Regions from separate parts of the Homo sapiens genome. Here all the other regions are linked to region 3. The links are chromatin contacts, found by Hi-C or POLR2A ChIA-PET in ENCODE. All regions are on one chromosome and are shown on one strand. Each heading gives the region's core, a stretch centred on a gene start or an enhancer-like site at or near the end of the contact. The rest is flanking DNA. Distances are from core to core; before and after follow the strand shown. Region 1 holds the start of NOP58 (NOP58 ribonucleoprotein). Region 2 overlaps KIAA2012. Region 3 holds the start of TMEM237 (transmembrane protein 237). Region 4 overlaps LINC01792 (long intergenic non-protein coding RNA 1792). Region 5 holds the start of BMPR2 (bone morphogenetic protein receptor type 2). Region 6 holds the start of ORC2 (origin recognition complex subunit 2).

What was found. Hi-C counts contacts between places; a loop is a spot of excess contacts on that map. ChIA-PET counts read pairs that join two places held with the same protein, here RNA polymerase II (POLR2A). Pooled maps may share reads with other maps.
Region 1: a map of naive thymus-derived CD4-positive, alpha-beta T cell shows a loop between it and region 3 (24-fold over the local background). The contact joins the promoter of NOP58 here to the promoter of TMEM237 in region 3. A Hi-C loop is called at or near these places in 3 of 168 maps with a recorded cell type or tissue (ascending aorta and naive thymus-derived CD4-positive, alpha-beta T cell) and 12 of 50 pooled maps. POLR2A ChIA-PET finds 5 or more read pairs at or near these places in 3 of 52 experiments (activated B cell, activated naive CD4-positive, alpha-beta T cell and naive thymus-derived CD4-positive, alpha-beta T cell).
Region 2: a pooled map shows a loop between it and region 3 (2.7-fold over the local background). The contact joins the enhancer-like site here to the promoter of TMEM237 in region 3. A Hi-C loop is called at or near these places in 1 of 168 maps with a recorded cell type or tissue (chondrocyte) and 5 of 50 pooled maps. POLR2A ChIA-PET finds 5 or more read pairs at or near these places in 2 of 52 experiments (OCI-LY7 and naive thymus-derived CD8-positive, alpha-beta T cell).
Region 4: a loop to region 3 is called in a map of CD4-positive, alpha-beta memory T cell, with 16 times the contacts of the local background. The contact joins the enhancer-like site here to the promoter of TMEM237 in region 3. A Hi-C loop is called at or near these places in 2 of 168 maps with a recorded cell type or tissue (CD4-positive, alpha-beta memory T cell and naive thymus-derived CD4-positive, alpha-beta T cell) and 8 of 50 pooled maps. POLR2A ChIA-PET finds 5 or more read pairs at or near these places in 1 of 52 experiments (CD4-positive, alpha-beta memory T cell).
Region 5: a map of B cell shows a loop between it and region 3 (7-fold over the local background). The contact joins the promoter of BMPR2 here to the promoter of TMEM237 in region 3. A Hi-C loop is called at or near these places in 3 of 168 maps with a recorded cell type or tissue (B cell, CD4-positive, alpha-beta memory T cell and naive thymus-derived CD4-positive, alpha-beta T cell) and 11 of 50 pooled maps.
Region 6: a map of CD8-positive, alpha-beta T cell shows a loop between it and region 3 (4-fold over the local background). The contact joins the promoter of ORC2 here to the promoter of TMEM237 in region 3. A Hi-C loop is called at or near these places in 4 of 168 maps with a recorded cell type or tissue (CD4-positive, alpha-beta memory T cell, CD8-positive, alpha-beta T cell and ascending aorta) and 15 of 50 pooled maps.

What each region holds. Positions count from the first base shown.
Region 1 is chr2:202,262,971-202,267,212 of GRCh38, reverse strand. It overlaps NOP58 (NOP58 ribonucleoprotein), which reads right to left and starts at 1,450. Exons shown (of 15, transcript NM_015934.5): 1 at 1,227-1,450. The coding sequence starts at 1,271.
Region 2 is chr2:202,171,039-202,175,515 of GRCh38, reverse strand. The region is part of intron 15 of KIAA2012; the gene reads right to left. Among named protein-coding and RNA genes, the nearest start is that of KIAA2012-AS1, 56 kb to the right of the region's middle. RefSeq lists enhancers at 2,336-2,545, 3,798-4,477. Within about 2 kb of position 2,863, at least 2 of the 41 ENCODE cell types and tissues checked have a DNase peak (open chromatin) inside an H3K27ac peak, as active enhancers do.
Region 3 is chr2:201,642,253-201,646,340 of GRCh38, reverse strand. TMEM237 (transmembrane protein 237) reads left to right here and starts at 2,838. Exons shown (of 13, transcript NM_001044385.3): 1 at 2,838-2,982. The coding sequence starts at 2,941. It overlaps MPP4 (MAGUK p55 scaffold protein 4), which reads left to right. Exons shown (of 22, transcript NM_033066.3): 22 at 937-1,467. The coding sequence ends at 1,131. RefSeq lists silencers at 2,720-2,979, 3,550-3,739.
Region 4 is chr2:200,710,583-200,714,796 of GRCh38, reverse strand. It overlaps LINC01792 (long intergenic non-protein coding RNA 1792), which reads left to right. Exons shown (of 3, transcript NR_037886.1): 3 at 667-2,492. It also overlaps the pseudogene AOX3P-AOX2P and the pseudogene AOX3P. Among named protein-coding and RNA genes, the nearest start is that of LINC01792, 22 kb to the left of the region's middle. RefSeq lists an enhancer at 1,403-1,682. Within about 2 kb of position 1,601, at least 35 of the 41 ENCODE cell types and tissues checked have a DNase peak (open chromatin) inside an H3K27ac peak, as active enhancers do.
Region 5 is chr2:202,373,588-202,377,576 of GRCh38, reverse strand. It overlaps BMPR2 (bone morphogenetic protein receptor type 2), which reads right to left and starts at 1,250. Exons shown (of 13, transcript NM_001204.7): 1 at 27-1,250. The coding sequence starts at 102. RefSeq lists enhancers at 1-688, 1,843-2,132, 2,243-2,402 and silencers at 743-802, 873-932, 1,063-1,552, 1,703-1,752.
Region 6 is chr2:200,961,794-200,966,280 of GRCh38, reverse strand. It overlaps ORC2 (origin recognition complex subunit 2), which reads left to right and starts at 2,621. Exons shown (of 18, transcript NM_006190.5): 1 at 2,621-2,791. LOC105373835 (a long non-coding RNA gene) reads right to left here and starts at 2,849. Exons shown (of 3, transcript NR_187976.1): 1 at 2,651-2,849. RefSeq lists a silencer at 2,212-2,610 and an enhancer at 3,319-3,388.

The DNA of each region.
Region 1 (4,242 bases), core at 201-2,700, 620 kb before region 3:
TATGTAGAATATACATAAAAACTTTATTTTTCATTGCTATATTCACAGACCTCAGAAGAGTTGCACCGCACAAGAAAAGGCACTCAATCTCACTCATTCTTCCTAACATCTCAACAGCATCTTGCGATACGAATGTCTTACCATTCAACCATTTCAGTGCTGACGAACTTGTCAAACTTTCCCCACGAAAACAACCAAACCTCAAACTGACATCACCAGCCCAGATGTTTTCCCCTAAGCTTCAAATCTGAAATACTGAACTGCCCGATCTACACAACTGCATTATCAGGTCTAATAGACAACGCAAGCTTCGCACAGCCCAAACCGGAAATCTTTAGTCCTTCCCCAAGAAACTTTCTTAACATCTTATTTAAACCAAAACCCCACATTCAATCTATTAGCCAGTCCTTCCTGTTCTACCTTCACAATTTCTATCGATATTTGTTTCTCTCCATACCAGGCAATTTCATCTTGTCCAAATGAATGCAAAAGTATTCTTGCTGCCGTTCTTATCTCCTCGAGTCTAATCTCCACACAGCAGAGTAACCGTATTAAGACAAATTAGCAGGTCATTCCTCTGCTTAAATCCTTTCGATTGGCCGAGCACGGTGGCTCACGCCTGTAATCCCAGCACTTTGGGAGGCCGAGGCAGGTGGATCGCTTGAGGTCAGGAGTTCAAGACCAGCCTGGCCAACATGGTGAAACCCCGTCTCTACTAAAAGCAAACAAACAAACAAAAACAACTAGCCAGGCGTGGTGGTGGATGGAGGCCTGTAATCCCAGCTACTCGGGAGGCCAAGGCAGGAGAATCGCTTGAACCCGGGAGACGGAGGTTGCAGTGAGCCAAGATTGCGCCACTGCACTCCAGCATGGGCAACAAGAGCGAAACTCCATCTCAAAAAAAAAAAAAATCTTTCGATCATTCCTCAAAACATCTAGAATAAAGTCCGAATTCCCTATAATCTGTTAAATTCTAACACGCCTCCTGCCCACCCCTTCAACGGGAGGAAATAAAATCCTCTAATGCAGAACGGGTCTCCCCAAACGGCGGGGCCACGTGTTACACGTAACATGGCTCTCAGGTGTAAAGGCCTTCTCCCTCCTCCCAGAGCCCGGGCTATAACAGGCACCCACGCTACTCTGAGTAGTTCCGTGCTTAAGTCTTTCCCTCTCCTCGTCTGTCCAGCATCCGCCTTCCCCCTTTAACGGCTCGCTCTCCCACCTACCTTAAAGATGGCGTAACCCACAGACGTTTCAAACAGCACCAACATGGTGAGGCCGGGTCAGGGCGCCGCACGGCCTGCCAGAAGCTGTAGAGTCAGTTCAAAAACACCGACTACGCGGCCTCAAAAGGCCTCCTAGGCCGCGGCGGGCAAAGCACAAATGCGCTCGCCGTCCCGCAAAGAATCAGAACACGCTGCCTAAACCCTCCACGCTGTACTGGAACTAGGACGCACGAACGCGCTACTCCTTCTCTGAGGATTCTGGGATAGCAACGTCACTTCCGACAGAAGACTGCCGCAGAGATTGCCGTCACTTCCAGAATGTTCCCGCCACAGCGGGCTGGGGCGGGCCGAGAAAGTTTGTATCGCGGGATCTAGGGCCTGAACGGAGCCTTTGCGCCTTTTTTTCTTTTTTCTTTTTTTCTTTTTTGGAGACGGAGTCTCGCTCTGTAACCCAGGCTGGAGTGCAGTGGTGTGATCTCGGCTTACTGCAACCTCCGCCTCCCGGGTTCAAGAAATTCTCCTAGCCGGGCGCAGTGGCTCACGCCTGTAATCCCAGCACTTTGGGAGGCCGAGGCGGGCGGATCACAAGGTCAGGAGATCGATCGAGACCATCCTGGCTAACACGGTGAAACTCCGTCTCTACTAAAAATACAAAAAATTAGCCGGGTGTGGTTGCAGGCGCCTGTAGTCCCAGCTACTCGGGAGGCTGAGGCAGGAGAATGGCCTGAACCCAGGGGGCGGAGCTTGCAGTGAACCAAGATCCTGCCACTGCACTCCAGCCTGGGCGACAGAGCGAGACTCCGTCTCAAAAAAAAAAAAAAAAAAAGAAATTCTCCTGCCTCAGCCTCCCCAGTAGCTGGGACTAGAGGCACACACCACCACGCCCAGCTAATTTTTGTATTTTTAGTAGAGATGGGGTTTCAGCATGTTGGCCAGGATAGTCTCGATCTCTTGACCTCGTGATACGCCCGCCTCGGCCTCCCAAAGTGCTGGGATTACAGGCGTGACCCACTAGGCCCGGCCTTTTTTTTTTTTTTTTTTTTTTTTTTTTTTTTTTTTGAGACAGTCTGGCTGTTGCCCAAGCTGGAGTGCAGTGGCACTATCACGGCTCACTGCAACCTCCAACTCCCAGGCTCAAGCGATCCTCCCACTTCACCCTCCGGAGCAGCTGGGACTACAGGCCTGTGCCACCACACCCAGCTAATTTTTTGTAGAGACAGGGTTTCACGATGTTGCCCAGGCTGGTCTCGGACTCTTGACCTCAAGGGATCCTCCCACCTCGGCCTCCCAAAGTGCTGGGATTACAGGCGTGAGCCACCGCGCCCCGCCACCGCTAGAGATTTAAAGGGGAAAAACTTCACGATATTATTTTGTTAACCCTCTATGAATTATATGTTCACTTTGAGAGAAACGAGGAGCTGTTTCGGTGCCAGTCTGCCTCAGGCATCTAGAATTTGAAATGCCAGCTAGTGCCATTAGACTTTATCCCCTTTCAAGCCCTGCCTTGAGGCGAAGGCCTCAGAATGACACCATTACTGTCACTATATTTGTGAGCATTCCTGGCCGTTCCCTTCTGTCTGGCCAAATGAATTATTAGCACAGTTTTCTTTCAATAAGCCTCTCCTATTTTTGCTGCATTTGTTAAAATGACCCCAGGGTATGAATTTAGAATGTCTTTTTTTTTTTCTTTTTCTTCTTTGTTTTTTTTGAGACGGAGTTTCACTCTTGTTGCCTAGGCTGGAGTGCAGTGGTATGATCTCTGCTTACTGCAACCTCTGCCTCCCGGGTTCAAGCAATTCTCCTGCCTCAGCCTCCCGAGTAGCTGGGATTACAGGCATGTACCACCACGCCTGGCTAATTTTGTATTTTTAGTAGAGATGGGGTTCCTCCATGATGGTCAGGCTTGTCTCGAACTCCTGACCTCAGGTGATCCACCCACCTCGGCTTCCCAAAGTGCTGGGATTACAGGCATGAGCCACTGTGCGGGGCTGAATTTAGACTGTCTTCTTGATTTAGTGTTACTTGCTTTTCTGGAAGCCTTTCAGTCTCAGGGACTGGGATTAAATACCCCAGTTGTTTCACAAGTCTGTCTTCCAACAGGGGTAAAATTTCCTTACTCACTTCCCAGGCCCTATATGCAGATTGTTCCTAATCATTAAATTGCAACCTGCTGGGAGAATTGCTTGAACCCAGGAGGCGGAGGGTGCAGTGAGCCGAGGTGGCACTACTGCACTCCAGCCTAGGCGACACAGCGAGACTCCATCTAAAAAAAAAAATTGCAACCTGCTCAAGATTGTGGAACATTAAATAGGTAGCAACTCTGCAACCTGAGATTAAGAGGAAAGAAAATCCTGGGTTGAATAACAGAAAGTCACAGGACAGAGGAATCTAGGGTGAATTCTTTTTTTTTTTTTTTTTTTGAAACGGAGTCTCAGTCTGTCGCCAGGGCTGGAGCGCAGTGTCGCGATCTCAGTCACGATCTCAGCTCACTGAAGCCTCTGCCTCTTGGGCTCAAGTGATTCTCCTGCCTCAGCCTCCCCAGTAGCTGGGATTACAGACACACGCCACCATGCCCAACTAGTTTTTGTATTTTTAGTAGAGACGGGGTTTCCCCATGTTGGCCAGGCTGGTCTTGAACTCCTGACCTCAGGTGATCCGCCTGCCTCAGCCCCCCGAAGTGCTGGGATTACAGGCATGAGCTACCACGCCCGGCCTAGGGTGAATTCAAGAGCATAATTGGCCGAGTGTATGGTTCACGCCTGCTATGATCTCACCATTACACTCCAGCCTGGGCTACTAAGCAAGACCCTGTCTCAAAAAAGAAAAAAAGCATGGTTGATTATAGTTACAGCTGTAATCCAGTGTGGTCAGGGAGACAAGAGAGACGAAAATTACCTGATTGGGAGAGGGGTATGCGTGGGTGGGTGAGATGTTAGAAACACCATGTCTGTTTATAGTGTTATTTAACTGCACAGTATTTTTCTGTCTAGTCTCCTTAGCAGAAGTGACATCTGCT
Region 2 (4,477 bases), core at 1,614-4,113, 530 kb before region 3:
GGCTCTGCCCTCATGACTTAATCACCTCCCAGAGGCCCAACCTCCAAATACCTTTACATTGGTGATGAGGTTTCAGCATGTGAATTTTTGGGGGACACAAACATTCAGACCATGACAACTATTTCTGGCTTTTCTATATGAATTTTAATATCAGCTAATCATGTTCTGCCAAAAACCCTGTTGGGGATTTTTAAAATTGAAATTGCACTGAATTTATAGACTGCCAAAAGGAAAAACCAAACCAAACCGGAATCTGATCAAGTTTCTAGACCCAAGTGTTAACTTACAGGACATGTGGAAGACAGAGAAACATGTTAAACTACACTATGAGGACGCAATCAGCAAAGTCTAGATTGAAACTCAACAAGACAAGTGACCCAATTTCCTACAAATACACTAAAAGGGGGAAAAAAAAGAAATGGAAGGGAACTTATAAATTCAATGAGATTTAAAGGTCATATCAACCAATTGTAAACAGTTGGTTTGCAAATTCCAAAACAATTATAATAATTATGGGACAATTTGAACTTTGAAAACTGACTGAATATTCAATTATATTAAAGAATTATTTAAATTTTGGGTGTAATAATGGTATCATGATTATGTTAAAAGTCATTTCTCGGTGCAGCGCACCAGCATGGCACATGTATACATATGTAACTAACCTGCACATTGTGCACATGTACCCTAAAACTTAAAGTATAATAATAATAAAAAAAGTCATTTCTCATCTTTGAGAGATATGTTCTCAAGTATATATGAATAAAATGATATGAGCCTAAAATTTGTTTCAAAATAACATGGGAGAGAGAAAGGAGTTGGAGATACAGGTGAACAACACTGGCCAAGAGATGGGTATATGGGATTCACTGTGCTGCTCTGTTCACTTCTGTGTATGTTTGCAGTTTTCCATAATAACAATTCCTTTTAAATTCTATTTTTAAATTGTGCTTTATGTTTTCAAACACTATTTTTTACACAATTGATTTCTGTGTATTGATCTGTATTTAGTAATCTTGCTGAATTCTTTTGTCTTTTAATGTCTTGTCTGTAGAGTCCCTTGAATTTTCCATATAAGTAATAATATAGTCTGGAAATAATACCAGTGTCATTTTCCTCCTTCCTATCCTTTCATCTTTCCTTTTTTTGGTTTCTTTACCGTTCTGGCTAGCATTGCTAGTACAATGTTGAATAGAATCACTGATAGAGGACATCCTTGTCCTAGTCCTGTCTCTAAAGAGAATGCTTCTTGGCCAGGCGCAGTGCCGCATGCCTGTAATCCCAGCACTTTGGGAGGCCCAGGAGGGTGGATCACCTGGGGTCAGGAGTTCGAGACCAGCCTGACTAACATGGTGAAGCTCCATCTCTACTAAATACAAAAAATTAGCCAGGTGCGGTGGTGAGCAACTGTAATCCCAGCTACTTGGGAGGCTGAGGCAGAAGAATTGCTTGAACCTGGGAGGCAGAGGTTGCAGTGAGCCGAGATCGTGCCGTTGCACTCCAGTCTGGGCGACAAGAGCAAAACTGTGTCTCAAAAAAGAAAAAAAAAGAATGCTTCTCAAGTTCTACCATTCAAGTATTCAAGTGTGATGTTTACTATAGGTTTTTCATGGATACTCTTTGTCAAAATCAAGAAGCCCTCTTCTATTCTTAGTCTGATAAGTTTTAATTGGGAATGGGTGAATTTTATTTTTTTCCTTTTGCATCTATTGAGATGACCCTAAGGCTTTTCCCCACTAACCTCTTAGTGTGGATTATAAATATATTTTCATATGTTAGACCCTCTTTGAATTCTTGTGATAAACCAAATTCAGTTGTGTGTATTGTTAATACTTTTAAAAATATAAGCTTAAGAATTTGATTGGTTAATAGTTTATTTAGGAGTTTTGTATGTTTGATCATAAGTGAGATTGGTCTATAATTTTCCTTTTTTTATTTTATTTTTTGAGATGGAGTTTCGTTCTTGTTGCCCGGGCTGGAGTGCAATGGTGCTATCTTGGCTCACTGCAACCTCTGCCTCCCGGGTTCAAGCGATTCTCCTGCCTCAGCCTCCTGAGTAGCTGGGATTACAGGCACGTGCCACCACGCCCAGCTAATTTTGTATTTTTAGTAGAGACGGGGTTTCTCCATGTTGGTCAGGCTGGTCTCGAAGTCCCAGCCTCAGGTGATCCGCTCGCCTTGGCCTCCCATAGTGCTGGGATTACCGGCGTGAGTGACCAGGCCCGGCCTATAATTTTCCTTTCTTATGTTGTCCTTATCTCTAGTTTTAGCTGCTTTTGGGTTTTGACAAATTTAGGTCTCTTGTTAGAAATGAGCTTTTCTTCCTGGAAGGTGAAGAGAATTTTCAGAATCAAGGGACGACTGCTGTTCTCTGGGACTCTGGGGGACTTCCCGGGGGACTTCCCCAGTCTGGGCTGTGTAGGAGTAAACCAGAAACATTCTTAAGCGTGCACCACTTCCTACTTCCTCCTCTTCCAATATGAAGGAGAACTTTGAAATACTTCCCAGAGGAAAAATAGAGCAGTACCAGAGTTAGGTCATGTAGGTGCTAAGGACTAGCAGAATATTTTGCACCTAGTACTGCAGGCTGCAGATAGCAGGGCCTGGCAGTGTGCTGTGCCATGACTGTGCAGGCATCATACTGGGCAATGTGGGGAGCAAGGAGCCCCAGACCTTTGCATGGTGCCATCTTCCAGGCTGTAGATTCTGGTGAGTGGCACCACCAGGACTCCTGGGCACACACTTCTGGTCTCCCTGTTTTCTCCACAGTGTTAGGAGGAACTTTTCCAGCACTGGCTACTCCTCACTTCTTTGCACAGGTCAGGCAATCATTACACTTGCTCCTTCTGGAGCTGTTTATTCCTGAAGCTGGAAACTGCCCAAGGAAAAGTCTTCAAAACGAAACTGACCTGAACGGAACTGAACTGAACTAGATAACCACTAACACTGGGCAGACTCCAGTTACCCTGGTTTTAATAATTAGTTGTCATGCACGATTCTCTTGACTTGTAGGCCTCAGGTTTCTTCATCCATAATATAAAAGAACTTCTAGATCACCTCCAAGATTCATGCTGGCTTAAAAAACATACTGCCATAATTTCGTGATGTTTCCCTGACTTTTTACTATTTCCTCTCAGAAACACAGGGATGGCATCACAACTCAAAGATTCAAGGAGCATGGAGTCATAGAAACCTGGGTTCATCTCTCAGCTTCTCCACTTACTGGCTGTGTGCCCCTTGGGCAAGTTACCTAACCTCTTTGAGCCTCATTTTCCTCATCTGTGGAATAGAAACAATGCACTTTGCCTCATAAGGTTATAGTGAGGATAAAATAAGCTCAAAGTACATAAAGCACCTAGCATTACGTCTTGCTTCATAGTAAATGCCAAAAATGGCCAGGCGCGGTGGCTCACGCCTGTAATCCCAACAGTTTGGGAGGCCGACGCGGGCGTAAGCCCGCAAACAGCCTGGCGAAAACCCGTCTCTACTAAAAATACAAAAATTAGCAGGGCGTGGTGGCAGGCGCCTGCAATCCCAGCTACTCGAGAGGTTGAGGCGGCTGACTTGCTTGAACCTGGGAGGCGGAGGTTGCAGTGAGCCATCACGCCACTGCACTCAAGCCTGGGCAACAGAGTAAGACTCTGTCTCCAAAAAAAAAAAAAAAAAAAGTAAATGCCAAAAATTACTTCCCTTTTCTCCACCCCTAAGTGGAAAATTGGCCAAAATAAAACAGTATCAATTAAAAAGTCCAATTGTTTGGGTGGCACTCCAGGGGTTTGCCTGCCTCCCTGCCTTCTCCCCAGGGACTATGCGTGCCTGCTTTTCAGATGTTTAGACCTTCTAGCTCTGCCAGTCTCCATCTCGGGATGGAGTCCATAGGAGGCCCCAGCGTTAGAGACATCACAAGCCACCACAGAGAGGAAAAGAAAAGACTAAAGGAGGCGACACACTCGGAGAAGTGACCCTTCGGGGAGAGCCCGCCTGGGGTCTTGAGCTCACCAGCGAGGAGCTCCTTTTGTAAGGCCGGGACGACCTCGCGCAGCAGAGAGGCGCTAGGCAGAAGCCTCTCCGACGCCGCGGGGACCCGGAGCGGCGCTATTGAAGCCATAAACGCGGCAGGCCCCGAGAGAAGCTGCTCCCAGCGCGCCTGCTGCGGGGCCCCTGCCGCCGCGGAGGCGCAGATGCCGCACTGCTGGACCACTTTGGCCTCCCTCCCCGATTGGCCACACCTTTTTATTCCCTTTAAAAAAACTGCTTGAAGAATCTTTTCATTCATATTTCTCTAGTTGGGGTGTGTGTGTGTGTGTGTGCATGTGTGTCTGTGTATATGTGTCTGTGTGTGTGTCTATGTATGAATGTGTGTGTGTATATGTCTGTGTGTGTGTGTGTGTGTGTGTGTGTGTAGTATTTCTTTAAATCTCTATTTCCCCGGACCTTGCTGTTTTCTCCCGTGGGGGGCGAACCCTCTTTTTGATAG
Region 3 (4,088 bases), core at 1,589-4,088:
AAACATAATATAACTGGCTTATACCATCCTCATGTTGAAAGTGGCCATTTTGTATCTTTAATGTTATCCCTATCAGATTAATGTTCACTTGAAATTTATGTTTAAATTTTATTTAAACTGGTACATTTTCTTTGGTTTTATGTTGTATATGGTTAAAAAGTTTCAAGTGTTTAGGTAAGAGTAAGATAAGTTCACACGGGAAGTTGAGGGGAGTAATCTGTCTGCAAACTATGACTAAATTTTGCAAAACATGACGAGACATTAAGACTAAAGATTAAAACATAAGTTTTGTAGTTTAGAAGACATTTATTGGACCTCATTTTTTAAAATAAAAACTTCAGTCTTTTATTATTTAAAAAAACTTCCAAATTAAAATTTCTTTATCTCAGTAATACATTTCTAAGAAATAAAGGATGACATACTGTGGATAGTGATATACTTTTCCCAGCTTTGCTTATGCTTCACATTAATTTAGAAGGATATGTTTATACCTGTTATAATAATTATATTTTCTCTACAAAAATTAGCTGGGCATGATGGCATGTGCCTATAGTCCCAGCTACTTGGGAGGCCTAGGTGGGAGGATCACTTGAGCCTGGGAGGCAGAGGCTGCAGTGAGCTGAGATGATCCTACTGCATGCCAGCCTGGGACAGAGTGGGACCCTGTCTAAAAAAAAAAAAAATTATTTTATCTATACTTAGCCACATTATTTCAATAACAGAGGGCAAAAAAATTACTATTTTCTAGTTTGCTGGTTTTGTAGAATTTTGAAAAAATATTTTTGAAACTTTATTGAAAATCATCTGTGCAAAATTTTCGGACCTTACTGTTTTTATACATAGTTTCACAACTGAATGTGACAGCATAACAAACTGTATTTTTTCCATTTGTCCAATTAAGTCTGTACTATCCATATTTTTCTATTTCTCCTAAAGGATGAAGACCTACAAGAGATGGAAAATTTAGCCCAAAGAATGGAAACTCAGTTTGGCCAATTTTTTGATCATGTGATTGTGAATGACAGCTTGCACGATGCATGTGCCCAGTTGTTGTCTGCCATACAGAAGGCTCAGGAGGAGCCTCAGTGGGTACCAGCAACATGGATTTCCTCAGATACTGAGTCTCAATGAGACTTCTTGTTTAATGCTGGAGTTTTAACACTGTACCCTTGATACAGCGATCCATAGTTGCAATCTAAAACAACAGTATTTGACCCATTTTAATGTGTACAACTTTAAAAGTGCAGCAATTTATTAATTAATCTTATTTGAAAAAAATTTTTATTGTATGGTTATGTGGTTACCTATTTTAACTTAATTTTTTTTCCTTTACCTCATATGCAGCTGTGGTAGAAATATGAATAATGTTAAGTCACTGAGTATGAGAACCTTTCGCAGATTTCACATGATCTTTTTAAGATTTAAATAAAGAGCTTTCCTAAATAAAATAAGCAATAGTTAACTTTAGAAACTGTACTCTATGAAACGTGTTTTATGAAAACATCTTTTACAAAAAGTGCTTACTTGACTAACTCAGCAAGAAAGGTTTAATGTACACATTTCACATCTAAAATCAAAACCTACAAGAAACTGCACTGCCTTCACTATTTACAAATCGGCCTACAAGGAAAAAATTATTCTCATGAGAGGTGTGACAAACACTAATTTTCCTTAACAGCCAATATCTACATGCAGGCCTAAATTAGAAAAAGGCAATGGATTAATCCCAGAGACCTATATATAGAAAATCACAAGAGTGAAACCGTGTCTCAGAGTTAAAGAAACCAGGGACTAACAGAAATTCTTGAGCATGCAGGACGGCAGATAAAAAACAACTTGCTAAATAAAACGCCTAAACTTCTTCCATTGTGAGATTAAAAAACAAAACAAAACAAAACAAAGCAAACTGGCTGAAAGTGGTTAGTACTAACACGGATGGCTACCTGGAGTCTGTACAAAATGAGCTTGCTGGCGTCACAGCTTGAATCTTTCCCCATGTTTCACACTGACTCCCTCCAAAATTTGCACATGCGACCCATGAAGGGACATGAAGAGGTAACTGCGAACGCCAGAGGATTTTCCAGATGGCTTCTTTCCTTCCACCAATCACCTACTAATCCCAGAATCCACCCCCTAAACGTTTTCTAATAAAAATACTGTCTTAAAGCCAACACAGGGAGACAGATTAGAGCTATACTCCTGTCTCCTTGTTAGCTGACTCACAATGAAAACTTTTCTCAAAAAATCAGCGCCATAATATTGGCTTCTGTGCGTATAGGGCAACAAGCCCCGTTTGTTTGGTAACAAGATTAGGATGCCATTACAAAGTGCTGTTTCTCTTTCTTTCCCCAGATTTGAGATTTCCAGGCGCTTTCCCTGTCCCTGTATCTGTTCATCTTCTGCATCATTCTCTTCTCCATATCCACACCATTCTTCCATCTTTCCCATTTCTTTCTTAACTGTAAAACAGAATGCATGATTCAAAATATTTGTAGTTCTCTGTTACTTAAAGTGAAAGTTATCTTTAAAAAAAAACAAACCCAACCAAACCAAACGATGCAAATCAGGTAGTTTGTAGTGATATTTATGTGAGGTTGGATTTGATTTTAAGGTTGAGAAAAAGTTTTTCCAAATTTGATTTACACAGTTGTGGGATGAAGGGTAAGCAATCGGAGAAAATGTGAGAATTGCCTATATTAATACACATCCACACACCCAGGCCTGCACAGACTCGTTGGTCCTGGAGAGTAAACGCATTCCTCCCAAACCCAGCAGCGCCTGGCAGGACAGAGGCGGGCGGGGACCTGGCTCAGGGGGCGGCTGCCTCGCCAGGCGCCACGAAGCCCCGGCGTCCCACAGGTCCCGGAGGCCGCTGCGTCGCGGGGAGCTGGGCTCGGGCCGCCGGCGGTTGCGCCGGGGCAGCCCCGCGGGGAGAGCACCATGAGGACTGACTCGGGGGCTCGGCTGGAGGAGGGCCACCTGGTGAGCGGCGAGGGGCGCGTCGGCCTCGAGAGGTGGCGGGTAAACAGCTACACTTGGCAGTGGGGGTGGGTGTGTGTGGGGGGGCGCCAACGAGCTGGGAATCACTAAGGGAGGGCCTTGCTCGTGGGGTGCGCGCATCCGCCCCTCCAGTGTTCACAGGAATGGGACGGAGACGCAGGCGAGGCCGGGACCGAACTCCCGGAGTGGGAGAGAGAGGCCTGGCATGAAGTTTGCGGGGACCTGAGCCCGCGTTGCCACGACGACGCCTCACTCATCTGAGGCCCGGGGCCCGGCGGGTGCCGGGGCTTCCAGCCAGGCCTCTCCTAGACTCCTCCGAGGAGAGGTCTGTAGCTGCCCAGAAGAGATCTGTTCGCCTGCGGAGTCCTTTAATTAAGGTCTTCCGTCACGCCCCGCTTCCCGCAAACAAATCACCGCCACCACTTAGGAAACCACGGGAAAGCTGTGATTGCAGCGCCACGGTCGCCAGATTTCTGCTCCTGGGCACATTACCCCCAACTCCGAGGCCCCCTTTTTGGCAGGGCTAGTCTGGACTGGCCAATCCAGGTCCCTGCACGCCTCTCACCGCAACATCCCCGCAGGGCGCTGCGCGCGGGGTACTAGCCAGGCGGCGCGGCCCGATGACGCATTGCGCCTGCGCGCGCGACCGAGCCGGGAGGGGTGGGGCGCCAGGTGCTTGGGGGCCGGCGGCCGCCGAGGCCGGCTAAACGCAGAATGGGGAAGAATCCTGTGGTAAGCGAGCCTTAGCTACTTTTAATTGTTAGGATTTTTGTCTTCAGTTGAGCCGTCCTACTTTTGAGGATTAGAGGTTGGGTCTCTGGGTGGGTGGAACGTCATTTTTGCGGGACTTTTGAAATCAGTTACGTGAACAGAGCCCTGGGATCGATCGCGCGCGCTTCGTAGCATCTTTAGAACAATAGCGCGTTCCTGTGACTGTCATTCTTCTCCAATTGTAATTTTGACTACTGGATGGTATTACGGCAGCTTGCCTCGTCCTAATCTTGTAGTACTTGCATTAATCTACTGTTCGAACGAATGGATTGCTAAATGGGACAAACTACAAGAGTGTCTAAAATTTAACCCTTTTG
Region 4 (4,214 bases), core at 352-2,851, 930 kb after region 3:
TTAAGAAATATTATCCAAAACTTGGAAAAATAGACAAGATTCACTGAATGGCCTTTCAATGCATTTTGGAACACAGTCTAGCAAGTCCATTCCATGGTTATCTCATTCTCTAAGGGAATGTTCCTTTGTTGAACTTGTTTACTATTGATTGGGGGCTAGACTCTGTGAAGCTACATAAGAACATGTAGATTTTCTTTTCTAGTAAAGAATCAAATTATTTCTGTCCTGTAGGAAGGCAACCTCAAAGGTTACAGTTTTATTACCTGTAAGATATTAACCGGTTTTTTACCTAAACTAGCAACCTTCGTCATTGTGCTGGCATGCCTATATGCTCAGTCTCTCAAATTCACTTTCATCCAGTTTTATCATTTTGCTGGTTCCCTCATTGTCGAGTTAAATAAATCTTTGACATTTGCTTACTTAAGATTTGTATGAGAATCAAGTTTTTAATACAGTATTTAAAAAATACTTTGGCAATGGCCATATATAGCTGGTAGGTTTACAGGAGATTTTGATTTTCTTTTTATATTCTTCTGTATTTGTCGAATGTCCATTAAAGGACATGTTTTACTTTTATAAAAAGAAAGCACAAAAATGTCTGTATGTATATACACATGCATTCTATATTAATTTCTCAGGCTGTACTTTCCCTAACTCTATACCCAGTAACAGGCCAACCTCCCGAAGATGCATAAAGACACCTTTGCCGTTGACCAGGCAGACCCTGCATCCACAGGACATAGAGAGAAAGGTGCTCCCTGAACACTGATCTGGATAAGCATTGCTGGGTCAGTGCAGAGGCGTCCATTTCCCCAGTCTGCCGAGCTGGCCTAAAGCTGAGGACCTCTTAGTGGGAGCTGAGGACATGTGCCTGAAGAGGCAAGCCCTTGACTGATGGAAATTGGAGTCTGAGTTCCATGTGGGGGACTGGGAAGCACAGCAAGGTCTGAAATGGGAGACCCAGGGAAGGGCAGAGAGGACCAAAGGAGGAAGGGGGTCTACAGTGTGGGAAACAGCCTGGACGCAACAGCCGGGGGAGGAGGCCTGCTCTGGCCCCAGTGGCCCCTTGTAAGCAGGAAAGGCAGCTGGCTAGACCTCTTCTGTGTTATTCACTCTGATTTTATCCTTTATCTTCCCCTCCCAACCTCACCTCCTTTCTAACCCCAAAGCCATGCAGCTAATATGACTAAGATTGCTGGGCGTTTGCTTGGAAATGCAAATGAGAATTTCTGGTAGTTTCCTAGTTTCCTTGATCTCCTTTGTCAAGTTTATTGAGGGGAAAGGACTCTCGGTTAAAAAAAAAAAAAAAAGAAAATCCAGATTTTGAACACCAGCTCTCTTTAATGCCAACTTCCTGAGGAGCTGCCCAGCTCTGTAACAACCTGGAACAGAGGCGCCATCACAGACTTGGCTCTGACGGGCGGCACAGCAAGAAGCCTTGCTCGCGTGTGGGACGTGCCCGTTCTGGCCTGGAGAGAGGGCCCAGAGACACCACCTCGCCACCGCCACCTGATTACTCATTGTCACCAATGAGATGACAAGAACTGATGACGCATTTCCCTTTTGCTGCACTCTGACACCTCAGAGACCACAGCAGAGAAAAAGCTGCTTTTGTAAAACTGGAACATGAACTACGCGGACGCCCCAGAGGAGGTCTCTGCTGCCCTCTGTTGCTGGCTTCTTAGTAACCCTAACCATTTTTAAGAATACAGTATTTGGTTTCAGTAACTTTATTACATGAAAAGTATGCTCGGAGGAAAAAATGTGTCAAATTTAATCAGTCGTGGGTACTATCAACATTTTAAATTGTTGCCAATCTAATAGAGGAAAATGGTATCTCATTGCTGTTTTAATTTTCATTTTAAAAATTCTAAGTGAGGCTCAAAATAGTTTATTTTTCCAGTTTCCTGCCAGTGGGTATACTTTTCTTTTTTTGTTTTTTTAATCTTTTTTTATTGATTTAGAAAAGTTTTTGCTGTAAATGCGTTTCTTTTTATACTAATGCTTTTCTCTGTTATATAGTCAAATTTATCAGTCTTTTCTTTATAACTTCCGGCTTTCATGTTCCTTAGGCTATGGATTTTTTTAAATGCATGCATATATTTAGTATAGTTTTTAGTATTTAAAACTTTAATCAATCTGGAATTTATTTTTATTGTAAAGTGGGAAATAGAAGTACAGCTTTATGTTTCTTTGTTTTTAAAATGGCTTGCAAGTTGTACCAATATTCTTCCTTAAATGCTCCATTTTATGGCTTACTTGAAGTGCATTTTTGCTTCTAATGAGACCTGACTTTCTGGCCTATTTCAGGACTTTACATTGTTCTGTTGGTCTGTTTTTCTCCTCCTGTATCAGTACCTATAATGTGTAACTACTAGACATGTATTAATGTAATAGAATACATTTCAATATTATATAGGGCTAGTTTCCCCTCTTGACTATTCTTATTATACATTTTTTATCTTTCTAGATAAACTTTAAAATCAAGTTTTTAAAAGACACTGTTGATGTTTTGATTGGGAATGTGTTATATTTAATTTATAAGAGAAAATTGATACTGTTATATTTTGTGTCCTTGTAGCTAAGGCTTATGTCTTTCCCTTTTAAAATTTGTCTTTTTTTAAAGTTCACCAATAGATTTTAAAAGTTCTTTTCATGTTGGCCCTGCACATATTTTTGTTGATTTTATCCCTAGAGTTATTTTTTGGTTGTTACTATAAACGGGAACTGTTATTCCATTGTATTTTCTGATTATTGCTTGAATACAGCATTTCCACAGCTGATCCTTTCCTAAAAGCTGACACTATGACAGCAGTTGGAAATTAAAAAGGAAAGCCATGGCAAAAGACAGTCACAGCTCCACTTGGCTGTTCTGTTCTTTCAGAAAACGTAGTGACCTCGTATGAGTACATCCCCTGAGGTAGGGTCAAAAGAAAGTCTGTTAGGACACCTAAGAGTTTCTTGGAGATGTCAGGATATCCACCGGGGTTCTGAAGTAAAGATGCTGTCATTATTTTAATATAAATGATCAATTATGAAGATATAGTTGATTGGTATAAAACCATTTTTAAAATCTATATTGCTGCATAGTCTTCAGACTTTTATTTTCATTGCCGTGGGGAAGTTTGTATGAATTAGAGGAGCTCCATGGTTTTCATCCTATAAGGGACTTCAGAAAAATAGCATGAAAGCAAAACTGTGGTAGGGTCAACACACGGTGCTCCTTTATTTGGTTTGAGGTGTAAGTTAATAAATCACCTTCTGATAAGCTGCTGACAGAATTTATTTGCACCAACTGTAGTAGGGCCACCTCCTCCATATAGACACTGAAGTCCACAGTGGTGTTTGTGCCGTCTTTGAAAAGGACTGTCATTCCAGCATTCATAACCGCCAGGGCATTTTGCTGATGTGAGGCCTGTCGGAAAGCTGAAGCAGACTCTCACTGGAATACAACAAGAACGACTTTCTTTTTTCTTCTTCGAGACGGAGTCTCGTTCTGTTGCCCACGCTGGAGGCTGGAGTGCAGTGGCGTGATCTTGGCTCACTGCAACCTCCACCTCCCTGGTTCAAGCAAATTCTCCTGCCTCAGACTCCCCAGTCGCTGGGACTACAGGCATGTGCCACCACGCTCAGCTAATTTTTTGTATTTTTAGTAGAGATGAGGTTTCATCATGTTGGCCAGGCTGGTCTCGAACTCCTTACCTAAGGTGATCCGCCTGCCTCGGCCTCCCAAAATGCTGGGATTACAGGTGTGAGCCACCGCGCCCAGCTGACTTTTTGTTTTAATAAATTTCAAACCTACAGAAAAGTCTCAAGGATGGTACAATAAGTAATAATACCTATATACCCTTCACCTGGATTCACTGATCACCAGCAGTTAACATTATGCCACATACACTCACTCTTGCTGTAGCTAACCCCGGCTACCCCCATCAGATGGTTTTAGCTGAATCACGTAAGAGTTAATTATTGACATCATAACACTTCATCCTTAAATATTGCCTCATGTAACTCCTAAAATACAAGGGCTTTCTCCTACGTAACCTTACCATCATTGTCAGGATAATGAGACTTATTAATGAGTATTGAAACAATAGTGTTGTTTAACATACAGTTCATATTTGAATTTTTCCAATTACACAAATACTGCATTTACGATCTCCCCCATGGGAGCGGTGAAGATGTCATCTTCTTAGCTCTCTTGACTCCTTTAC
Region 5 (3,989 bases), core at 1-2,500, 730 kb before region 3:
GGGACGTGCCGGCCGGAGCTACTCACCAGCCGCAGTGCTGACCAGCAGGATGGTCCATGGTAGCCAGGGCACCCGCCAGGGCCGCTGCAGCGAGGAAGTCATCCCTGGGCCAGCCAAGAATCAGGAGGGCAAAGAAAAGAAATATGGGAAGTAGACCGGCGGAGAAACAGCCGGGAGGCTCGTCTTCTCTCCCGTGGACTGATCCTGCCCGTATCACAATACAGTTTGAAAGGACAAATGGCTGATGAGAGGACCTAGCTGCAGAGCTTTCATGCCGCTGCAGAAATTCCCTTCATTTCTCTCCCTCGCGGCTGGGGGGGTTCCTTCGCCTCGGACGGGGTGCCGCGGCCCTCCAAACGGAAGGCATGTCTGTGGGGAAAGCAGGGAGCCAAGAAGAAATCCCCCAAATTATTTCCCTCGTAGTTTCACGATATCAAAAAAATATCCAGGTCTGGGAGAAAACATATCCAGGGTGCGGAGGGCGGGGATTCGATCCGGGGTCGGGGGGCGAGGGTCAGAACTAGTTCCCGACTGCCGGGAAGGACGAAGCCGGACGGGCGGCGGCGGCGCCCGGCAGCCCTAGTCGCATCGCCCGCGGCTCCGGGAAGGCAGGATTCCTTAAGTTTCGCTTCGGTGCTTCCTTCACTCTGATTTCGAAAACAACAAATCCTCTTCCTTGACTGGATCAAAAAAGGTGCCTGCCTCCATGGACAAGCTCACAGTCCCCACGCCTTCGCAGAACAACCGTGAGAGGGTTGGGGAGGCCCTGGCGAAGGCTGAGGAGAGGTAGGAGCGGGGGAGGGGAGGGGTCGCGGTCGCGGCCCCGGTCCGGGCTCCCCGAGACGGCAGGCGGAGTGGGTGTGAGAGGCTGCCCCTTCTAGTCCTCCCGGCGGCGCTCCCTTCCCTTCCTCGCTTTTTATTCCTGCGGCTCGATCTTGCCTGAGGTAAATTCCACCAAGAAAGCCTCCTCTTCTCCCGTCAATGGCTCCTGTGAGCGAATCACAACCCCCCGAGGAAGCCGCTGCTGCTGCCGCCGCCGCCGCCGCCGCCGCCGCCGCCGCCGCCTCGTTCTCCCGCAGCTCTGGGCTCCTGACGGAACTCGGGCGTCGCGGACCGAGGGCGGGGGGCGGCGGGAGGGCGGATGAAGGTAGCCGGGGAAGGGGGTGGGCAGGGAGGCGGCGAGACACCCTGCGTCCCTCCGGGAGGCACTTCCAGTGGCTCCGAGCAGACCAGACACAAAGGGGGGAGTCGCCGCAGCTGCCAGTCTGCGGCGCTCCCGGTCACCGGAGTCGCCCCGCCTCCGCCGCCGCCTCCGCCTCCTCCTCAGTCTCCGGCTCTTCCCGGCCCTGTCTGTCTCTAGCCTGTGGTGCAGAGCGGGCGGCGGCGGCGGCGGCGCCGGCGGCGGGATGAAGCCCGCACTGCGCCTGCGCGCTCACGGCCCCGCCCGGCCCCGCCCCTCGTTCGGGGCTGGCTGAGGGCTCCGAGGCCCCACCGCAGCGCGTCTCTCCGGTGAATGGCCGAGGGCTGGGTGGGGCTGCGGTGGGCAGCGGTGGCCTTTCTCCTTCACACACATACACATGCCTTCCAAATGTGCATGGCTTGGGATTCGCGTATTTGTTTAAGAGACGACGGCCACATCCTTTTGTTCGGCGTTCAGCAGACTCCTCCGAGTTCCGGGATTTCTCCCGACTGAGGCGTCTCCGTCTCAGTACTCTCGGAGGAAAGCCTCGAGGGGCAGAACTGCCCTCTGTTGTTTCACGGGGCTGGAACCTCCCTCTCCGCAGCCCAAAGAATCCGGATGGACCCGCCTTTCCCAGAACCGGAGACCTTGGCCTCCTCAGGCTCCCCTCTGACTCAAACAAAAGCCGGAATTGGAAAGACCACCCCTTTGATGTGTTCGCTGTAATCGACGTCCTGCTTTCCTCAACCGCCCATTCCCTTAGCCTTCTTAGTTGACAGGAATATTGAGTATTTGCAAGGATGCGAAGCCAGAAAAAAAAAAAAGACTTTTAATTCTATAAATCGTCCCGCTGCGTGCGCGCGTCTGTCCGTACAGCGCGGTGCCCACCCCGAGAGAGGGCCTGGATTCACCAAGGCTGGGGGCCTTGAGGGCTTTTTAGGGCACGTGAAAGGAAAATGGAGTTAGAGTTGTGTCGGGATAGAGAGTGGGATCATTTTGCACTCAAGGAATTGAGAAGATCCCGTTGGTACCGCAGTTTCCAAGGATTTGTGTAGTGCGTTTTTTGGATCTGGTTTGTACAAGCGACCAGTATAGGAGACGGGATCCCTCCCGCCCTTACACCCCGCTGCGGGGTCAGCCGACGTGGGTGGGATTTTGCTGGCGGCGAGGGGAGAAGGTGACGTGCGTGGCGCCATGATCGGAAGTCTGGACTGAATTCTTAGCTGCGAGGTGGAAAATGCGCGTGGGAGGGCGATCTTGAGGGGTGAAGTCTGGCCTTCCCATCTCCTACCAGGCAGGAGGGTTATGCTGAAGGCTGGTTTTGCTGGTCTTTCATTGTGGCTAAGGGCAGTTCCACAGATACAGTCATAGATAGACTCCTTAAGTCATGCTCTGCTTGCTTCTTCTAGTCCGCTGTTACCTCTTTATCTGAATTTGATGTAAATAAATCTCCACATTCCTTAAACTGGTTCTGTTATACTAAACATCTTCCATAATTAGGGGTTGTAGCAATACCAACCCCGGATTCTAAGACTCTTTTTAGTTGAAATATGTTTATGCTGTTTACCCTTTAGACAGAGAAAAAAAAATTCTACCTAGTAAAATCCCTTAAAAAGACGAAGAGCATATGCTTTGATTCATTAGCTTTATTTATTTAGGTTTTATTTATTTATTTATTTATTTATTGAGGCGGAGTCTTGCTCTGTCGACCAGGCTGCGGTGCAGTGGCGCGATCTCGACTCACTGCAACCTCCACCTCCCAGGTTCAAGCAATTCTCCGGCCTGAACCTCCCGAGTAGCTGAGATTACAGGCGGCGCCATCACGCCCGGCTAATTTTTGTATTTTTAGTGGAGACAGGGTTTCACCATGTTTGCCAGGCTGGTCTCGAACTCCTGACCTCACGTGATCCGCCCGTCTCGACCTCCCAAAGTGCTGGGATTACAGACGTGAGCCACCGCCCCCGACCGATTCTTTATAGCTTTATTACTGTATTTTGTTTTGCCCAAAAGGTCTAAATTAGAAACGGTATTGTTTTACCATTTGTCTTTCAAGAACTGAGAGTTTCTAGCACTCAGAGAAATTGGATTTTAGTATGTTAGAGGTGCAGAAAGTTTAAAGTTTATTAATTCGTAGTACACTTTTATCTTCCTCAAATTGAGATCAAGTACTTCATCATTCAATTTTTATTTGCTTAAGATTTTTTCCAAGAAACATTAAGTGTCCTTTTTGTAGTTCCCCCTTATCCACCGTTTCAGTTACCTGCAGTCAACCACGGTCTGAAAATATTACATGGAAAGTTCCAGAAATAATAAGTGGTGTTTTTTTTTGTTGTTGTTGTTTTTGTTTTTTTTGAGACGTAGTTTCTCTTTTGTTGCCCAAGCTGGAGCACAATGGCACGATCTCAGCTCACAGCAACCTCCGCCTCCCAGACTCAAGCGATTCTCCTGCCTCAGCCCCCTGAGTAGCTGGGATTACAGGCATGCGCCACCACACCCGGCTAGTTTTGTATTTTTAGTAGAGATGGAGTTTCACCATGTTGGTCAGCCTGGTCTCGAACTCCTGACCTCAGGTGATCCGCCCTTCTGGCCTCCCAAAATGATAGGATTAGAGGCGTGAGCCACTGCGCCTGGCCTCATAAATTTTAAATTGAGTACTGTTACTAACTAGCTGTGAGGAAATCGCTGCCATCCCACACTGTCCTTCTGGGATGTGAATCATGGTTTGTACAGTGTATCCGCTATAACCTCCTTAATCACTTAGTAGCAGTCTCTTATCAGACTGACTGTGGCAGTATGCAATATCCAAGTG
Region 6 (4,487 bases), core at 1,372-3,871, 680 kb after region 3:
TTTCATAGATTAGATTTTTAAAAGCCAGTCCCTAAATTTCAAACTATTACCCAATTAGCTGCTTGTGCCTCTACTCTTATAGTATTGAGCTTCTATTTCCCCCTTTGGAACAGTCTACTTGCCCTGCGCAAAATTTCCGTGAATACATGGGGAGTTGCCATTTTATGGTCCCCTCTGACTTCAGCTTCCTGCTGCTCCTAAATCCTGTGTCTCCATTCTGAAGGTATGGCTCTTTGTTTTTATCTTAGTGTCAACCTAAAAGCAAAACTCAGCTCCTTCCCTCTATTTTCCACACATATACCATAAAAACTACATCCAAACCCACCACTCACACCAAGGCCTCTGTGGTCTGTAGAAGCCTTTTTTCAAGATGTGAGAAGGAGAGGAATGAAGGGGAGTTTACTGACATCATAGAAATATAAAAAAACAGCCAGGTGCAGTGGCTCACACCTGTAATCCCAACACTTTTGGAGGCCGAGATGAGTGGATCACTTGAGCTCTGGAGTTGGAGACCAGCCAGAGCAATATGGTGAAACCCCCACTCTACAAAAAATACAAAAATTAGCCGGGTATGGTGGTGTGCGCCTGCAGTCACAGCTACTCAGGAAGCTGAGGTGGGAGGTTTGGTTGAGAGCAGATAGTCGAGGCTGCAGTGAACAGTAATGTTGCCACTGCACTCCAGCCTGGGCGGCAGAGGGAGACTGCATCTCAAAAAAAAAAAATTATATATATAAAAAACACACATAAGTTGAACATATCTATTCAACATTCCTAGATCTTCATCTTTTTTTCAAATTTCTTTTCTTTTTTAAGAAATGGGGTCTCGATGTGTTGCCCAGGCTGGAGTGCAGTGGCTATTCACAAGTGAGATCACTGCTCACTGCATCCTGGAACTCTGGGATGCAAACAATCTTCCTTTTCTCAGCCTCACAAGTAGCTGGGATTACAGGTGTGTGTGCTGGGCTAGTCATCTTCACATTTTTAAACACTCTTCAAACACATCATTGTTAACTGTTGAGCTATGTTCTCTTTATCTTCTGTCTCTAGTCACTCCCCAAATTCTTATTTATAATGCACAAAAAATTGCCTTTCTCTTCCATTTTCTTAACTCCACCTAGCCAAAATGGAATAATGAGGTATCAAGGCTATGATCATTTCTTTCTCAACTGGATTTCCTAAACAGCTCCCAAATCTTGTGACTCTATATCTTCCCTCCCAATCCTACCTCCTTTATCCAAAGATCTTTCAATACAAATCTGACCAGTGCCCTAAGGGCCAACTAAGCCCTTCATAATAACAGACCCAATGCTTGGCATTTTACACAGCTGTTACACGGATTTGGACCTTCTACCTGGAAAATTTTACCCCTCTTGGCCTGTTTTAAATCTATTCAACACAGGGGTTTCAGTTTAAACATCTCTTCCTCCTAGAAAATTGTTCCTGACTCCTTCTGGGCTTTTAATTAGCTACTCCTACCATGTGCTCCAATGCACTTCCCATATCATGGTATTTTTCTCAATATTGTCCGTTCAATATCTTCACGTGCTAGGTAACTACAGTGAATGCAGAGATCGTAGTTGTCTCGCTCGATAATGAATACTTATCTTCTGTTCGCAGAGTACTCTGTAGTTTTGTTTTGAGTAAGTGAATCCAAATGAAACAATACCCTGTTCTTAATACTGTATGGATCCCATCCAGGTTCATTCCTTTTCTTCCTCATTTTCTCTGTCTTGTCTTTTTTATATTTTGGATAGTTGAAGTCAATCATTTTCTCTGTCTATTCATTCTATTTCCCCAGCCTCTTCATCCCACTAGCCGTCCGATCCCATCTCCATATTCAGTGCTTCTCCTAACGTCTCTTCTTCTCCCTACCCCAAACCCTGGAGATGTACAAGATCCTACCTTTCACGCCAAATGAAGAAAATCTTTAAAAAAGAAATGCGAATCAATTTCCATTACCTTTTTCTTCAAAAGGTAGCTGGGAAACCAATGAACACTTTTTTTTTTTTTTTTTTTTTTTTTTGAGACGGAGTTTCGCTCTTGTTGCCCAGGCTGGAATGCAATGGCTCGATCTCGGCTCACTGCAACGTCCGCCTCCCGGGTTCAAGCGTTTCTCCTGCCTCAGCCTCCCGAGTAGCTAGTATTACAGGCATGCGCCACCACGCCCGGCTAATTTTGTATTTTTAGGAGAGACGGGGTTTCTCCATGTCGGTCAGACTGGTCTCGAGCTCCCGACCTCAGGTGATTCGCCCGCCTCGGCCTCCCAAGGTGCTGGGATTAGAGGCGTGAGACACTGCGCCCGACCCCAAAGAACACTTTTTAAAGATTGCTACAAGACAAACAGCTACCACTCAGCCAGCTACTGTGCAAACTTCCTCAGATCCAAACAACACTTCCTTTTCCCTTCCCCGGAAACGGAAAGAAGAAAGGAAAGGTAAGGCCCACAACTCAGGGCCCAAGAATCCGTTTTCCTCAGGTTTCCTGATGGGCGGGGCCGAATGGCCGGCGCCGACTGGACGGCAGAGCCGTCGCTCTTGGCCGACTCCTCTTCCTATTGGCTTCCTCGGGCACCGCCCCCTGAACAGGGCGGGAGATTCGGTGTGCCGCACGCAGGCTTCCCATCCCCCAGCTGGCCTCCGGTGCTCCTTACCTCCCCGGTGGTCGGGCGCGAATTACTGGAAATTGGCTTTTCCCGTTGGGGCCGAAGGTACCTTCCCTGCGGCGGCGACTCAGCGGGGTGTCGTTCGGCCGGCGTGACGCAGCCGGATCGGCGCCAGACGGAAACCTAGCGGTGAGTAGTGGGGTGTCGGGGCAGCCTGCCTCCCTTTTCTGCTTAGCTCGCGGCGTGTGAGGTGCGTCCAGGTGCACCCAGCCCCGCGTCGGAGCTTGGCCCCTAGCGTCCCAAGTCGCGCATCTCAGGACTTTCCCTCGGCACTTGGGGCATGGTCTTTGCGCCTCGCTGCCCCCCGCAGGCTGCCCGGGGGCTCGAGAACCCTTACTGGTGGAGCGCAGCCAACTGGCCAGAGGCTGGAGGCGCAGGCCAAAGTCCTTTAAGACTTGAGGTGAGAGGCTCACTCTGGGAGGACCTTTCGTTAGTCTGCCCCGCAGTTATAGGCCTTTTGTGCAAGGGACGCCTGATACTAACCTACCTGATTCCCAGCTTACGAAGCCCTCTGGTTGGAAAAGGAGAACTGTGAAGATGTGTAACGACAGTGGTAAAGTGCCCTGTGAGGTATGAAGAGGAAGAGATCGCGTCCCAGAACCACTGTAGCTAGAACCTTTGATGTCATCCCAGCCTGGAGGCACCAATGTGTCCTGCCAGCTAACTGATCGGTCACCTTGGAGCCATGCTTGGCTGTAAAATGTTGATAAGCCAGGCTCTTTTGGTAGAGCTTTTTAATTAAAAAGATGTTGAGACGTTACTTTTCATTTTACAATTGAAATCCTAATAGAATCATTACACTTTCCCGCAGTTAAATTGCAATCTGAAGAAAAATAGCACGGCCCTACACCGTTATATAAGGGCACTGCACGTTAAACGGACATCATCACTTATTGAGCAGTTTTTCTGTTAGATGTTGAATGAGTTAGAGATGTACAAGAGATCTGCATGGTTAAGTTGAAGTTTAAAGTAAAAATATCTCAGTGCACTGCAGTAAGGAGCTAAAAAAGAAAAAGGTTAAAGTAAAAATACCGATAATTGGGAGCATTCAGTGATGCTCTTTTATATATCAGGCACATCATTTCATTTAATCGTCAGGACTTTGGACAAAGTCACACAGTTATAAAGTATGGAGTGGAGATTGGAACTCAGGTTTCTCCAATATTAAAATTGGTGTTTAACCACTAATCTATCCAACCTTCTTTTTCAAAGGATTATGTTTTTAAAAATTACAGCAAATCTTTTATTTGTTTTCAAAGGAGAGTGTGTTGCTACCACTTGGTGCAATGCTAACACTTGGTGCTGCAGAATTGCCTTGAAGTAACTCCTTGAAAGGGGTTGGCCTATAAGCACCAAGGCAGTGCCTTGAGGGGTCATAATGGTCACTAAATATTGCATTTTATTGTGTGATTGTTAGGTTTTTTTGTTCGTTTGTTTTTCAGGAACTGTTGGAAAGCAAAGAAGGAAACGTTTCTCATGAGGTCTTTGTAGACATTTTCTTTAATTTGGTGATTTTGTACTATTTAATAAGATGCTCCAAAATTAGAAAAGGAAATGTTTGTATAAATGCACTTGGCTACAAACAAGTCTCAGGCTGCCTCTCTCCAGGCAATTCTTGTGTAGAATACCATAGGGAAATTGCCTAGGACAATACTCAGTTGCCTAGAATATTTGTTTTTAAATTTTCCTAGAAAATCTTGTCCCCACATCCCCAAGAACAACTAAACTTTTGCCAATAAGAATTACGTAACCGACCTTTACTTGCTTTTTGCTTTGATTGCCAGGAAGCTCAGAGCCAAAAATTCATTGTGTGATTTTATTTTCT